Linked DNA regions of Homo sapiens: regions 1, 2, 3 and 4 are each linked to region 5. Evidence: chromatin contacts called from ENCODE Hi-C or POLR2A ChIA-PET data. All regions are on one chromosome and are shown on one strand. The core of a region is the stretch at or near the end of the contact, and the rest is flanking DNA. Distances in the headings are between cores, read along the strand shown.

Region 1 (2,700 bases), core at 85-2,584, 300 kb after region 5:
GGCCTAAATGGCCTTGAAGCTGAGTAGGAGTCCCTGGGAGAGAAGAGAAAAGTGTACAATGGATGAGATGGTCACAGGCACTCTGGGTATCCCAGTGTGGTGGGAACTAGAGCTTTAGGGAAAGACAGAAACTTGGCAGAAACATCCAAAGAGAAGCAAACACATGGAGGCACAAGTTTCCTCATCTAGGTTCAATGTAGCCAGCAACCCTTGTCTTCCCAGTCCTCTCCATCACCATACATACAGTGGACATCCGCACCATTTCCCATCCTTTCTGAGCCTAGGCCTCAGAGACTTAGCCACTCCAGGCTGGGTTCACCTCAATACCATCTTGGTTGTAGGCTCGGCTCTCTCCCCCAATGACATGCACTGGTTGACACATACCACAGTGTGACACGCCATAGGATGCCACGAGGTACAAAGGGCAACAGAATGACGCATACACACATATTTAATCTTCCCATGCACATGCTCATCCACCCACTCCACACACAGTCCAGACACTCTGCATCCCTCAATCATGCTTCTGAGTCTCCTGTCGACAGTTGCCACCTCCTTCCTGACACACTGCCCCAGGCGGTGACTGTGACAAGGTGACTCCATGACCTTTTCTGACTTGAGCTAAATTCCAAAATTCTTTGGAAAGTTTCCTAACATCCTTCGTCAGAACAAGGAGTTTCTGCACGTACCAACACACAGGAGGATGCACCCTCAGAACACAGCACATTCTCACTCCCACCCATATTCACGTTGTTCCACTTCACACACACACACACACACACACACACACACAGCCACTTGTGCGCTTCTTCTGGCGCACATGAGCAAACTGCCTGTTGCTTTAGGTTTCTCTCCACCGCTAGGCTCCTTTTGGTTAGCTCACCCCCACAACTCATCCCCGGGATTTCCCTGACCACAGCCGCACTCACGCCCCCGTCTCCCCTTTTTCCTTCTCTGTCCAGCCATCGGGGGTTCCTGGGCGGTTAAGCATCTCCCCGGAGTCGCTGCCCAGAACCACAGCTTTCCTTCCGACACTCAGGATGGGGGAGAGAGGGGACGTCGGAGGGGCCCGGGGTGACGTCGAGGGGACAACCCCACCGCGGGCGGCGAGGCGGGCTGGGCCCCTGGCGGGCTCTCCCCGCAGCACACTCTCGCCGCGCCCCCTGGCGGATGCTAGTCCTCGACGGGCTCCGGACGCTCAGCTGAGTGAGGCGGGCGCGCGTGGGAGGGTGTCCCAAGGGGAGGGGTCCGCGGCCAGTGCAGGCCCGGAGGCGGGGGCCACCGGGCAGGGGGCGGGGGTGAGCCCCGACGGCCAACCCGTCAGCTCTCGGCTCAGACGGGCGGGAACCACAGCCCCGCTCGCTGCCCATTGTCTGCGCCCCTAACCGGTGCGCCCTGGTGCCACAGTGCGGCCCGGAGGGGCAGCCTCCTCCCGTCACTTCAGCCAGCGCCGCAACTATAAGAGGCGGTGCCGCCCGCCGTGGCCGCCTCAGCCCACCAGCCGGGACCGCGAGCCATGCTGTCCGCCGCCCGCCCCCAGGGTTGTTAAAGCCAGACTGCGAACTCTCGCCACTGCCGCCACCGCCGCGTCCCGTCCCACCGTCGCGGGCAACAACCAAAGTCGCCGCAACTGCAGCACAGAGCGGGCAAAGCCAGGCAGGCCATGGGGCTCTGGGCGCTGTTGCCTGGCTGGGTTTCTGCTACGCTGCTGCTGGCGCTGGCCGCTCTGCCCGCAGCCCTGGCTGCCAACAGCAGTGGCCGATGGTGGTAAGTGAGCTGGTGCGGGGTCGCCACTTGTCCCGCGGCACAGAGCCAGGGGCCAACCCTACCCAGCTCCCACGCTCTGGGATCCGTCTGCCGACAGGCTCCCTCCCCGCTCTGACTTCCCTCCGCGACACCGAAGGGCGATCTGGCATGAAACTGCCCCAGACTCCAGCTCTGTACAAGTGGGGCGAATGATCCGCCCGCGGAGGCCTAAGATACCCCAGGCAGGGAGCCCACTCTCATCTAGCACCGCCCTTCCCCTTTGAGCGCCAACTCCAGCCTCACGGCGGTGGCTCACCACAGGTTTCCCCACCTCGGGAAGTGAAGGGCCAGGAGTTCGCCTAGAAAGGAGGGGAGAAGAGGGTGGGACTCCTAAGCATTTCACGCCTTGGGTGGGCAAGAACTGCAGGCCATGATTATCTCGCTCAGGCTGACCGGAAGAGGCTCGGAGATCCAAGGTAGACACTCGGTCTCCGGGTACCTCCTCTGTCCAGTCTCCGGACCTAGGGCTCAGGCGAGCAGCCCTGGGACTACTGGGCACACACAAGTCTGGACGCCCAGTTCTTTCAAATTAGTGAGCCTGGGAGAGCGGGTATTATTAATCTCCCGCCATTCTCTCCAGCCACATACCCCCAGGAAGAGGACCGGGTGGCACAGTTTTTATGGTTAGGGTGCGGATCCCCTTCCTGAGCCTGAGCTATCATACGTCCCACCAGGGGTATTGTGAACGTAGCCTCCTCCACGAACCTGCTTACAGACTCCAAGAGTCTGCAACTGGTACTCGAGCCCAGTCTGCAGCTGTTGAGCCGCAAACAGCGGCGTCTGATACGCCAAAATCCGGGGATCCTGCACAGCGTGAGTGGGGGGCTGCAGAGTGCCGTGCGCGAGTGCAAGTGGCAGTTCCGGAATCGCCGCTGGAACTGTCCCACTGCTCCA
Region 2 (2,700 bases), core at 180-2,679, 320 kb after region 5:
GCCGGGCTCTGGCCTTGCTCTGGCCGCTCCACAGCCTGGGGATCCCCCCAAGAGACCTTGCCCCTGTCGGAGACCCCAAGCCCCGAGGACGTCCCGGTAGATCCGAGGATCCAGCCTCTTCTTTGTGCGCCCTCCGTCTGTCCTGGCTGGAGTCGCAGCTGGGGCTGATGAAGTGGGCACCTGAGAGTTCCCGGGGCCTCTCTTAGTCCCCAAGGTCCTATGGGGGCCTTCGTAAGAAGGTGGAGCCACGTAGGGTGGCGGCCGGTCCCAGCGGCGTCGTGGGGCGGTCCCGGCAGAACCTCTCAGCAGCAGGTGAGCCTCGTAGCTTGGGGGCCCGGGCCGCCGACCTCCCCAGGGCCCCGCCCACGCCGACCCTGGGTCGCTCTGCGGCTGCGCGGATGGACGGGGCGCTCGCCCCACAGGCGCCAGGCGCTCCGGCCGCAAGGGAGCAGGGAGCCCTGCCAGCTGGGCCACCCGAGGGGCGTTGCGGGGCTCCGGGCGGGGTCGACCCGGGGGGCTCCGTCGGGCCCCACCAGCCTTGCGCCTTTTTCGCTCGGTCTCCTTGGCCTCCCGCTCCTGCGACGCCGCTTTCCTTTTCTCTTGCTCCCGAGCTCGGACCTCGGCCAGGGGCCCCGCCCGCCAGTTGGTCGCCTCCTGCAGCACCCTGGAGGCCCAGGGCCGGCGGGGCGGCGGCTGTGGGGATCCCGGGCGCGGCCCACACCTGGGACAATGAGCAGGAACCCAGGTGAGCAGTTTGTGGGGGAAGGGAGCCGAGGTCCGGGGAGCTGGGAGCACTGGAGACCACTTGGGGCAGCCATGTGAAGGGGTGTGTGTGAGTGTGTGCGCGTGTGCACGTGCGTATATGTTAGGACTGAAGTCGAAGCGGGACTCCTCGCCATCTCTCCATGCACACTTTAACAGCGTCTGCCCCATCTCACCTCCTGCCCTTTCTCACACCCACTTCTGTTCCCCCAAACAACGGGATGAGTCAGGCCCCAGCCCTCGGGAGCGGGCAGAGGTGGAAGGCGTGGGAAAGAGAAGGGGGACCAGCAGTGCTCGCTGGTGCCTGCGGGGAGGTCCGGACCCCACTCCCCGCCCCACCACTCTCTTCCCCTCACCCCTGCTTCACTCACGTGCGGTTCTGGAACCCGCGAGCCCAGTGGCTGGCCTGGAAGTCCATGGGCTGTCGAGAAGGGGCGCGGCGACTATAATGACAGGAAATAGTCTTCACTTCTATCACCAATAGCTTGGACTTCTGCACCCAGAGGCAGCTGCCAGACTCCTCATCCTGGAGCTCCCGGGGGCTGTCAGGCCCCTCGGAGAACAGTGGGCCATCCAGCATCCTGCCCCACCCCACCCCGGCCCCCCACCCTCCCACCCGCCCCAGGAGCCCCCTCCCAGCCCAGGGAGCCGGCGCCCACTGCAGAGCCGCGGGCCCGGGGACTGGGAACTATATATACCCGGGCACACGTGTGTGTGCCTGTCTCTGTGTGTGCGCGCGCATGTGACACCGCGCGGACTGCTCCGCGCTGCTACCTCCCCCATGTGCACGGCCGCCCCCTGGGGCCCGGGATTGGACGCCCCTTCCCACTGCTGTTGTCCCCCAAGCCTGATGGGATCGCACGAGTGGGCGGGGGAGGGACTTATGATTCTTGCCAAGCTGACAGTGCCCCCTCCCCCGCCCCTATTTCTTCAACCTTCCTGCCGTTTTAACCCTTTACTCTCCTGCTTGTCAGGTTGCCTGACCACCAGGGTTCTGCCCCTGGCTTCCTGCCTCAGATTTCAGTTTCCCCAACATAGAGTGATGAGATTGGAACTCAAGGTCTCTGCCTGCCACTCTGCTGGTTTCCATGGGGCTGGGGTGCAGGAGGGGCTGGCCCACGGCTGGGGGGCTATTTTTAGCGGCAGTGGCTGTTCGGGTGCAGAGATGAGATGAGTAACCAGCTCCCATGCGGTGGAGAGAGGAGGCGGTGGCTTTTACCAAGCTTTTGTGCGACTCTGAGGGAGAGCTGCCTTCCCTAAGCTCAAAAAGGGTGACCCCTACACCCGTATCTCCTTGTCAGCTCAGTGCTGCAGCCTAGGACTGCTGGTACAGCAGGACACAGGCGTCTGCCTTGGCCACCCAAGCTGCCCTACCAGTTCCATTCTACATGTTTGTCCTTGGGCAGCCAGGGAGCCCTCCCACAGCAGCAGGCTTTCACCTCCAATCCAGAAGCCAGGATTTGGGGGTTATATTGTTCTGTGCCCACACAGCCTGCCCAGCTTTATGGAGGACAGAGTAAGTGCTTATGCACTCTCACCCTTCCAGAGGGGGATGGAGGAGAAATGATGTGTTTGCTTGGCAAAACTAATCCCCTAGCAACTGAAATGATAAAAGTGGCCTTTATTTTTTTCAATGTAGAACTCCCCCTCACCACCACCACAATGCCTAGTTCACTCAGTCCCCACCTTAAGTGGTGCTCCAGATGCTCACCTTTTGGGCTGCCTCTGTCCTGGGGGGCTGTTGCTTATATCCACATGATCCCTCCTCCTAAGCTTATACCAGGTGTCCCCTGATTCACCATGGTAATGTTAGTGGCAGCACAGCCCACGCCAACCCTTCCATGCAGAGACTTAGCAACCATGCCTGGCAACCATGGCAGCAGCTTCAGTGGAGGGGAGCAGTGCAGAGAGAGGGGAGAGTGTGTGGGGCATGGTTCC
Region 3 (2,700 bases), core at 24-2,523, 500 kb before region 5:
TTCCTAGGGTCATTATTAATTATTGTGCTCTGCCCAGGTGCTGATTCCTTCTCAATCTGCAATCATCTACGTATATTAAAGACAATTTTTCTTCTTCCTCCACCCTTCCTGCTCCACCCCTTAAATAGGGAAAGGGCTTGTCACAAAGGTTGGGGATACTCAGTGTATGTCTGAACTTGGGCACTGAAAGAGAGAGCGGGAATTACTCTAACACACAGTCCCCCCATCCATACCCTCCACACAACGGTCAACAGTTTACCTTTTCACCTGTGAGATGATGCAGACTGTTATTCAGAATTAGAAATAGTATTATAGATTATCCAGTCCAATTCCCTAACAGATGAGGAAAATGATGTGGCCAAGGTCGCTGAATGAATAAGTGGCAGAAACGAAACTGAATTCAGGTCTCCTAAAACCCACTACGTTTGGCTTGGGGAGTTCTGGATGAGAGCGTGGGACTTGGTGGTTTTTGTTATTCATTCAATAACTATATTAAGCATCTACATACTAGGTGCCAGGCACTATTTTAGGAGCTGGGGATTCCGTGATGGAGGGTGCAGGGGAGACAAAAATCTCTCCCCTTATGGAGCTTTCATTCTCAAAACTTAAGCACTTGGCCTCCCCATCTGGGACAAACTCCCAGAGACCTGCGTAGGAGCGGTAGGGTCTCATAAAGGAGGGAGTCCCATCCTTCCCCCGCTCCGGTGATTTCTATAGCTAGAGGGCTGATTTACTGCAGAAACCTCCGTAGCGCCCTCCTCCTGCCTCTGCACCGTCAGGCCCGGTGGGTCCGGCTCCAGAGCGCCACCGTGCCCCAGCTCAACTCTGGGATCATTAGCAACAGCCTCTCTACCCTCTCCGCTTTCCTGCGCATCGCTGGAGGACAGGGAGGCAGGACTCGACTTTAGCGCCATCCTCTGAGAAAGGAATGCGGGCTGGAAAAATCTTTCCAGGGCAGTCTCGCTGGGTCTCATACCCCGGCTAGGGGAGGGACGATCTCTCCCGGACTTGGAGGTTTCTGCAGCAGACGGCTCTCTCATACTTCCCTATTAAACATTGCGACCACACGCTCTTTCCAGCCTTGGCCGAAGCCACTGTAGCGTCCCCTCTCCTCCCCCCACCCCGCTAGTCCAGACTCCAGAGCCCCACTGCAGCTTCCAGCCATCCTCCCTTTTTCTTCGCCACTTCCTGGTTACCATGGAGACACACGTCATTTACGTGCCGTGCGTCGCCTTGGAAACAGAGGAGCATCCGCGACACCCCCGGGAGACCCACCCCAGCTGCTGCTGCCACACTCGCGGGCGCTGCCCGGTAATGGCCTGGGGGAGTCCCGAGTCCGACGCGCCGCTGGCCTCAGCCTGGACGCGGACCCCTCCGCGAGCGCGTCTGTGACCCACGGAACCGGCAGGCGCTCTCTGCTTGTGGCGCCCAGAGGGCGGCGCTGACACGGGCGCGATCCGGGAGGCGAGGCAGGGCAGGGCACTTTCGTCCCGGGGCGATCCCAAGAGACGCCGGCTCTGGGACCCTCGCCGGGTCCTCGTCCCGCAGCCTCTTCTCGGCCTCCCGCGATCCTGCCTGCGCCCTCTGCCCAGGACTCGTCTCTCACGTCGGCTCCCCGCCAGTCTCGGGAGCCTCCGCTTCCCTCGGCTCCCGCTAGCCCCTCCCGGGACCTCTCCCCCTCCACCCCCTCCCCCACCCCGGAGGCCGGGCTGGACGCGACCCAGAGCCTCCGCCACCCGCTTCTGCCACTCAATGGAGGACGGTCTGCTGGAGATCATGACCAAGGACGGCGGCGACATGCCGGCGCCCCTGGAGGTGTCCACCGTGCCGGCAGTGGGGGACGTGATCTCCGGGGAGTACAACGGCGGCATGAAGGAACTGATGGAGCACCTGAAAGCCCAGCTGCAAGCCCTGTTTGAGGACGTGAGGGCCATGAGGGGGGCCCTGGACGAGCAGGCCTCGCACATCCAGGTGCTCTCGGACGACGTGTGCGCCAACCAGCGAGCCATCGTCTCCATGTGCCAGATTATGACCACTGCGCCCCGCCAGGGCGGCTTGGGCGTGGTCGGCGGCAAGGGGAGCTTCCAGAGCGACCCCCAAGAGCCGGAGACTCCTTCGCCTGGGATCGGGGACAGCGGCTTGCTGGGTCGCGATCCCGAGGACGAGGAGGAAGAGGAAGAAGAGAAGGAGATGCCCAGCCCCGCCACACCCTCCAGTCACTGTGAGCGCCCCGAAAGCCCCTGTGCTGGTCTCCTTGGGGGGGACGGGCCACTTGTGGAGCCCCTCGACATGCCCGACATTACCCTGCTGCAACTGGAGGGCGAGGCCTCCCTGTGAGGGGACTCCGTGGGGCACTACCTTCCCGGGCTGTCTTTGGGTTTCCGAGTGCATGACGCGAGGGGGACTGAACGGCGCGGTGCGGCATGCTTCACTTGGACAGCTGCTCTTGTGGGTCAGGCAGAGAGAGACTCCCTCGAGGAAGGATTTGTAGGGTGAAGGACTTTGGGAGCATCGAGAATTCTTTCTGCCCAACTAAGCGAATTATAGCGAACTGCGGAAAGGTGAGGCTCCGGGAGAGGAAGCGCCCATCTCTGGACTCCCATCCATCCCTATCCTGTCCTTTCCCCCTTCCCAGACAACAGGAGAACCCGTGAATTGTGTAAATAAAATTCTGCTTTTTCTATTCTGAAAAAGGACTTA
Region 4 (2,778 bases), core at 271-2,770, 280 kb after region 5:
CTCAAGTCCAATGGGCTATGATAATCCACTGTCCCATAACACTGTCCCATGTCCCAAGTCACGGCAAGTGGAAACACCTACCCCAACAACAAGCCCAAGACAAAATAGCAGCAAAGACTGTTACTACCTACCTGATTGAGGACAGGGAAGGAGGTATGCAGCGACTAGATTCTGTCCTGTTGCACTGACCCAAGCAATCAGACTCTTGCAGCAGATCTCCTCCCAATAAAACTTTCATGCCATAGACCAGGGGTGACCCAATCCAACAACAGCAGAGACAGGTTTTAGGTTACATTTCTCCCTCACCGGGACGGCCTTACTATTTCTTCTCACTCCTGACCACATACCACAATCCTCCACCTCCACCACCACATTCCTCCTGGCCTGGAAAGATGGAGACCCGCCTTAATGCAATCAAGACGGGAATTCCCCCAAAATAACAGCTACCACTTTGCTAATCAAGTGGCCCGTTTTAACAGGGAACTCCACCTCCCCAACTCCCGCCCCTTCCCTCAAACGATTCGCGTAAGCAATGGCTCCATTTTCTGTTCCGGGAATCCTGGTACTTCCTAAAGAAAGAAAGCGGATTGGAAGACACAAACTGAGGGCCAGTGACAAGATGCTCCCTCCTCCTGTGAGACCGCCCCCGCTCCGCCTGGGGAGGAAGGCCCCACCTCTCTTCTCCCAGGAAGATCAGATCCCCCTCCTCCTTCTCCTGCCTCCTCTCCACCCTCTCCCCACTTGCTGCCCTCTTCCCAACCTGCGGTTCCCTAGACTCGAAAGCGCAACCTCTACCACAATAGCGCCCATGTGGTGCCCCAGCAGCCTGCCCTGTTGGCTAACCCCCAACCCCCCTACGCACCCCTGCCCTATGATGGGGGAGGGGGTGTAACCACAGCAAGGCTTCTCTCCCGTCTCCTATTGCTAAGGTGGGGGAGGGAGAGGGAGTAGAAGAAAGCAGCATTCCCTAGCCCTTTAACAGAAAAGATACAAACAGCCATCACCGCCCCCTCATCACCTCTCCTCGGACGGTTTTCCTCTCCCTCAACAGCACACCTCCTGCAGGCGACAACCTAACTGCAGCCCAGGTCGCCCCCTTGAGCGAGGCGGAGGACAAATCCGTGTGCGCCCCCCACCCCCACCCCAGCTCTGCGTCCTTCAAATGCGGGGGCAGGCGTGAAGCTGGCCCGACGCACCCTCTCTGAGCTCTCGGGTGGGAAGAATCCCACCGCCCCACGCCAAGCAGTGCCGGGCGGGGCCCGGGAGGCGCTCTATCTCCTCAGCCCTCACCCTGACCGAGCCTCTTCTCTACCGGGACCCGCCTTCCCTTCCCAGCCTCTCACCTGTTCCTGCTATCAGCTGCGCCGCTGCGGCCGCCGCCTCTGCCCCGCAGGTTCCGCTCCGCTCCCTCTGGCTCCCCAAGCCGACTTCAGCCCGGCTGCTGCCCTGGCCCACTCCCCGGCTCCCTCCTTCCTTCCCTCCACCTAGCACCGGAAGCCGCGACGGCGACTGGAGCTGTGCGGCGTACCCCCACCCCCAGCCCGGGATACTTCCCACCTCCCCGATCGCGCGATAGCTGCGCGGTAGCTAGCGGCAGTTCTCGCGAGACCCATCACCATGGCAGCGGCTGCAGCACCGGCGGCCGGGCGCTGGAGCTGGAGTCAGGGCGGGGGCAGGTGTGGGGGCTGTGGGCGGCGGAGGCGGGAGCCGTGAATGGGGATGAGACAGTGAGGACTGAGGTGACAATCCCAAGCTCCAGGGTTGTGCCTGGAATTTAAGGACTGAGGCGGCAAGTTGGCTGCGTAGGAGACGGGCTGGGCTGCGGGGCCCAGGGGCTCCTTGGGCAAAGCCAGCATCGGGATATGGGTGAACAGTCGTTGCTGTGGCATGCCTTACCCAGCCAGACTTCATCTTTATTTCTTAATCTGGGCTAGCTGCCATCCCCTGAAAGCCCTCACCGCACCATTGTTGTTGCTCACTATTCCTGAGACTAGATTACTGTGGGGTCTGAATCAAGAGATCCTTTCCCATAAGGAAGAGGAAGGAGAGTGATGAACTTAAGAGGCTAAAGGAAAACAGCTGGACTCTGAGCCAGTTAAGTTGGAACTTGAAAGACGGAGAGTGGAAACCTAATATTCAGAAGTGTGGTTTGAGGAAGTGTGCCTAGATGAGTAGGGATTTTAGTATCCCAAGGAAAGGTGAAGGACTTTGCACCCATATTTCTTGCTTCCTACCCACTCCTACTTCCCTCACACTCCGTTTTGCACCTGGTCTAGACATGCAGAACTGCCTTGAAACAAAAATAGCTGTGATAGAAGGGCACTAGTAATGCTAAGAACAGAAGGTTCCTTTTTTTTTTTTTTTTTTTGAGACAAGAGTCTCACTCTGTCGCCCAGGCTGGAGTGCAATGGCACCATCTTGGCTCACTGCAACCTCTGCCTCCCGGGTTCAAGCGATTCTCCTGCCTCAGCCTCCTGAGTAGCTGGGATTACAGGCGTGAGCCACCGCGCCCGGCCAATAGAAGGTTCTCTAAGTGCCCTCTCTCCTCATTTACAGCAGTATAAGGGAATGAACACATGGCTCTTCCCTAAGGCTTGAGCCCAAATTGTTGCTCTTATGAATTTATTGCCTTGGTTGATTTTGTTTGTTTGTTTCCTTGCTTCCAAGAAGAACTAAGCTGGGGCCAGGCCCTGTGTTCACACTTGTAATCCCAGCACTTTGGCAGGCTGAAGTGGGCAGATCACTTAAGGTCAGGAGTTTGAGACCATCCTGGCCAAT
Region 5 (2,774 bases), core at 99-2,598:
TGAACCTGGAAGGAGGAGGTTGCAGTGAGCCGAGATCTCCACTGCACTCCAGCCTGGGGAATAAAGCAAGAATCTGTGCGCCGCCCCCCCGCCAAAAAATTAACTTTAGGGCCGGGCGCGGTCGCTCACGCCTGTAATCCCAGCACTCTGGGAGGCCGAGATGGGAGGATACCTTGAGGCCAGGAGTTTGAGACCGGCCTGGTCAAAATAGCAAGACCCCATCTCTCTTAAAAAAAAAAAAAAAAAAAAAAAGACTAATTTAGAATATGCCTTTATTTTACAGATAAGGGAAAAGAACCAAAGAGGTGAACTAAGTAATCCAACTCAAGGGTCTTTCCAGTCTTCACCGTTTTTTCAGTTTTCCAAGGATACAACCATAACCCCAAATTTACAAGGACAAAATCTCAAACGCGGCAGCTATGCTGAAGCCCGCATCATATCACATACCCCCTCGCTTTAAGAAAAACGACATATATATCTATACATATATACCCATCTTTCTTCTCTGGCTTTGGGGCAGCATTGGGACATCTTTTTCCATTCTTCGTCGATATATAACTACACTGCTTGAAGGGTGCATTCTTGTCTTCAAGGATATGCTTAATGCAAAACTCCTGCCCCTCCAGACGAGGGTGAGAGCATGGACGATGAGTGAATGCACAAGACAGAGGTTCCTGAGACCTGGGCACTGGAGTGATCCTCCCCCGATTGGTTGGCAAGACGTGAATCCGAATCCTGTTCATAACCAAAACCTGCGGGGTCAAACGAAAGACCAAAAAGCCCTTACCCTTCCCGAAAATTCCTGCTCCACACAGATCGCGCGGACAGTTTCCAAAGGACATGCAGAAGTCGTCCCCGTAAGGTACGCTCCGTAAGTCCCCGCCGCCCTCCCCAAGTCTCCACAGGCATCTGTGGCTTTGCCTCCCTTTAGCGTGTCCCTCCATGCCCGGCCCCACCCCGAACCACACCACGCTGAATGTATCTTCAGGACTCGCACAGCTGCAGCACGAAGGGAAGCGACAACACCAGCCCCACGCGGCGGCCACGCCGCCTCCCCGCACGCCGCCTTTGTCCCGGCCTGCCTCAGAGCGCACGACTGGGCCTGGCCTCGGAAGCCTATGCGAGCGCCATTTTGTCCTACGGCTCCAGTCACCGGAGATCCTGGCTCCTGGAAGCCTGCAGGAAGGAGACTGACTCTGACACTGCTTTGAGGCGGAGTAGCAGCTCTGAGCTGACAAAAAGAGCGAAATAGCAGCCCAACCGCAAGAGCTTAGAGGAAAGAGCACCGCCATCTTACCTCAGGAGCTGCGCTGCGCCGCACTCTGCCGCGCCGCTCGCCCTTCTCTAGTGGCGCCAGCGGCTCTCAGATCGGCCTCGCCCCTTTCCGGACTCCTGGCTACTCATTGGCTACCGCTCGTATGACAGGATGTCGCCATTGGCCGAGACCAACTACCTATCGTGTCTGGGAGGGCGGAGCGCTGAGAAAATGCGAGGTTGGGGTGGCTAAGACAGACTGTCTGTCAGCAACTCCGCCCGGAGGAGAGTGAGCCGGGGAAGGGGGCGGAGAGCGGGCTGCGGGGCGGGTTGCCAGCTAATATTTTTCCACCTTGCAGCGTGGCTCGTTTTCCGGCTACTTTTGGACCCTCAGTCTGTGGTCCTAGGCTGCTGTTCCCTCACCACTGTACACAGCTAGTATAAAATCAGACAGACAGGCCGGGCGCGGTGGCTCACGCCTGTAATCCCAACACTTTGGGAGGCTGAGGCTGGCAGATCACCTGAGGTCGGGAGCTCGAGTCCAGCCTGAGCAACATGGAGAAACGCCGTCTCTACTAAAAATACAAAATTAGCCGGGCGTGGTGGTGCACGCCTGTAATTCCAGCTACTCGGGAGGCTGAGACAGGAGAATCTCTTGAACCTGGGAGGCGGAGATTGCGGTGAGCCGATATCGCGCCATTGCACTCCAGCCTGGGCAACAAGAGCGAAACTCCGTCTCAAAAAAATATATAAATAAAAAATAAATCAGACAGAGGCTGGAGGATCACTGTTTACACATAAAAAGTCTTTAGCTTTCTTTTGTGAACAGTTCAATACATGTACTGAACATTTGGTATAGAGAACACTGAGAAACATTTTTTGGGTGTTTACTGATTCTGGGAATTACATGTATAAAGTCATTGAATTTTTCAAAGCAACCCTAAGAGGTACAGGTTAGTATTATGTCCATTTTACAGATAAGAGGACTGAGGAACAGAATGGGACCATAGCTATTAAATGGGAAAGGAAGACGAATTTGAACCCAGCCCGCATTCTTTATCCCTTATTGCCTCTTATATAGTAAAGAGCATTGGACTGAGAATAAGGAAATATTTGTTCTAGTTTAGGGCTGCTTCTCATAACTGTGTGCCCTGTCTTTAAAATTCCATGCTAAATAATGCAGGTATCATAAAAATGACAGACACAATACCAATCATACCATCCTTTAAGGATTTTTAGTTTAAAAGCATCTTTCTGTCATCTCCACCACTTGTAGAAATGATTCCTAGCTTTCTTCCCATAACCCTTCTAGACATTTTTTGCTTTCCAGCATCTCTTATCTCCTCACTGTCAGTTTAAGAAAGATGTTTTATCCATGCCTAACGAGCAAGTGAGCATGAGTCCCAGTGGAAGTGAACATAAAGATTCCACAGCCCTCAAGAAAAACACTAAGGCTGGGCGTCATGGTTCACCACTGTAATCCCAGCACTTTGAAAAGCTGAGGTGGGAAGATCACCTGA

Evidence for each region. A loop is a pair of places that touch in the nucleus more often than their neighbours do. ChIA-PET counts read pairs that join two places held with the same protein, here RNA polymerase II (POLR2A). Pooled maps may share reads with other maps.
Region 1: a pooled map shows a loop between it and region 5 (3-fold over the local background). The contact joins the promoter of WNT1 here to the promoter of KANSL2 in region 5. A Hi-C loop is called at or near these places in 1 of 50 pooled maps. POLR2A ChIA-PET finds 5 or more read pairs at or near these places in 2 of 52 experiments (activated CD4-positive, alpha-beta T cell and endothelial cell of umbilical vein).
Region 2: a map of PC-9 shows a loop between it and region 5 (5-fold over the local background). The contact joins the promoter of DDN here to the promoter of KANSL2 in region 5. A Hi-C loop is called at or near these places in 1 of 168 maps with a recorded cell type or tissue (PC-9) and 2 of 50 pooled maps. POLR2A ChIA-PET finds 5 or more read pairs at or near these places in 3 of 52 experiments (activated CD4-positive, alpha-beta T cell, activated CD8-positive, alpha-beta memory T cell and endothelial cell of umbilical vein).
Region 3: a loop to region 5 is called in a map of naive thymus-derived CD4-positive, alpha-beta T cell, with 14 times the contacts of the local background. The contact joins the promoter of CCDC184 here to the promoter of KANSL2 in region 5. A Hi-C loop is called at or near these places in 3 of 168 maps with a recorded cell type or tissue (CD8-positive, alpha-beta T cell, ascending aorta and naive thymus-derived CD4-positive, alpha-beta T cell), 3 of 37 single-sample maps with no recorded cell type and 17 of 50 pooled maps. POLR2A ChIA-PET finds 5 or more read pairs at or near these places in 4 of 52 experiments (CD4-positive, alpha-beta T cell, activated CD4-positive, alpha-beta memory T cell, activated naive CD4-positive, alpha-beta T cell and 1 more).
Region 4: a loop to region 5 is called in a pooled map, with 5 times the contacts of the local background. The contact joins the promoter of ARF3 here to the promoter of KANSL2 in region 5. A Hi-C loop is called at or near these places in 7 of 50 pooled maps. POLR2A ChIA-PET finds 5 or more read pairs at or near these places in 2 of 52 experiments (A673 and activated naive CD4-positive, alpha-beta T cell).

The regions. Positions count from the first base shown.
Region 1 is chr12:48,976,988-48,979,687 of GRCh38, forward strand. It overlaps WNT1 (Wnt family member 1), which reads left to right and starts at 1,335. Exons shown (of 4, transcript NM_005430.4): 1 at 1,335-1,767; 2 at 2,481-2,700. The coding sequence starts at 1,664. RefSeq lists a silencer at 1,020-1,389 and an enhancer at 2,273-2,700.
Region 2 is chr12:48,997,946-49,000,645 of GRCh38, forward strand. DDN (dendrin) reads right to left here and starts at 1,430. Exons shown (of 2, transcript NM_015086.2): 1 at 1,134-1,430; 2 at 1-721. The coding sequence starts at 1,342. It overlaps DDN-AS1 (DDN and PRKAG1 antisense RNA 1), which reads left to right and starts at 402. Exons shown (of 2, transcript NR_147179.1): 1 at 402-745. RefSeq lists enhancers at 62-131, 1,801-2,095 and silencers at 252-711, 1,361-1,655.
Region 3 is chr12:48,182,371-48,185,070 of GRCh38, forward strand. It overlaps CCDC184 (coiled-coil domain containing 184), which reads left to right and starts at 1,274. Exons shown (of 1, transcript NM_001013635.4): 1 at 1,274-2,700. The coding sequence starts at 1,753. The coding sequence ends at 2,337.
Region 4 is chr12:48,955,967-48,958,744 of GRCh38, forward strand. ARF3 (ARF GTPase 3) reads right to left here and starts at 1,521. Exons shown (of 5, transcript NM_001659.3): 1 at 1,344-1,521. RefSeq lists enhancers at 1-713, 769-848.
Region 5 is chr12:48,680,890-48,683,663 of GRCh38, forward strand. KANSL2 (KAT8 regulatory NSL complex subunit 2) reads right to left here and starts at 1,349. Exons shown (of 10, transcript NM_017822.4): 1 at 1,298-1,349; 2 at 493-752. The coding sequence starts at 743. RefSeq lists an enhancer at 1,047-1,316 and silencers at 1,397-1,606, 1,647-1,696.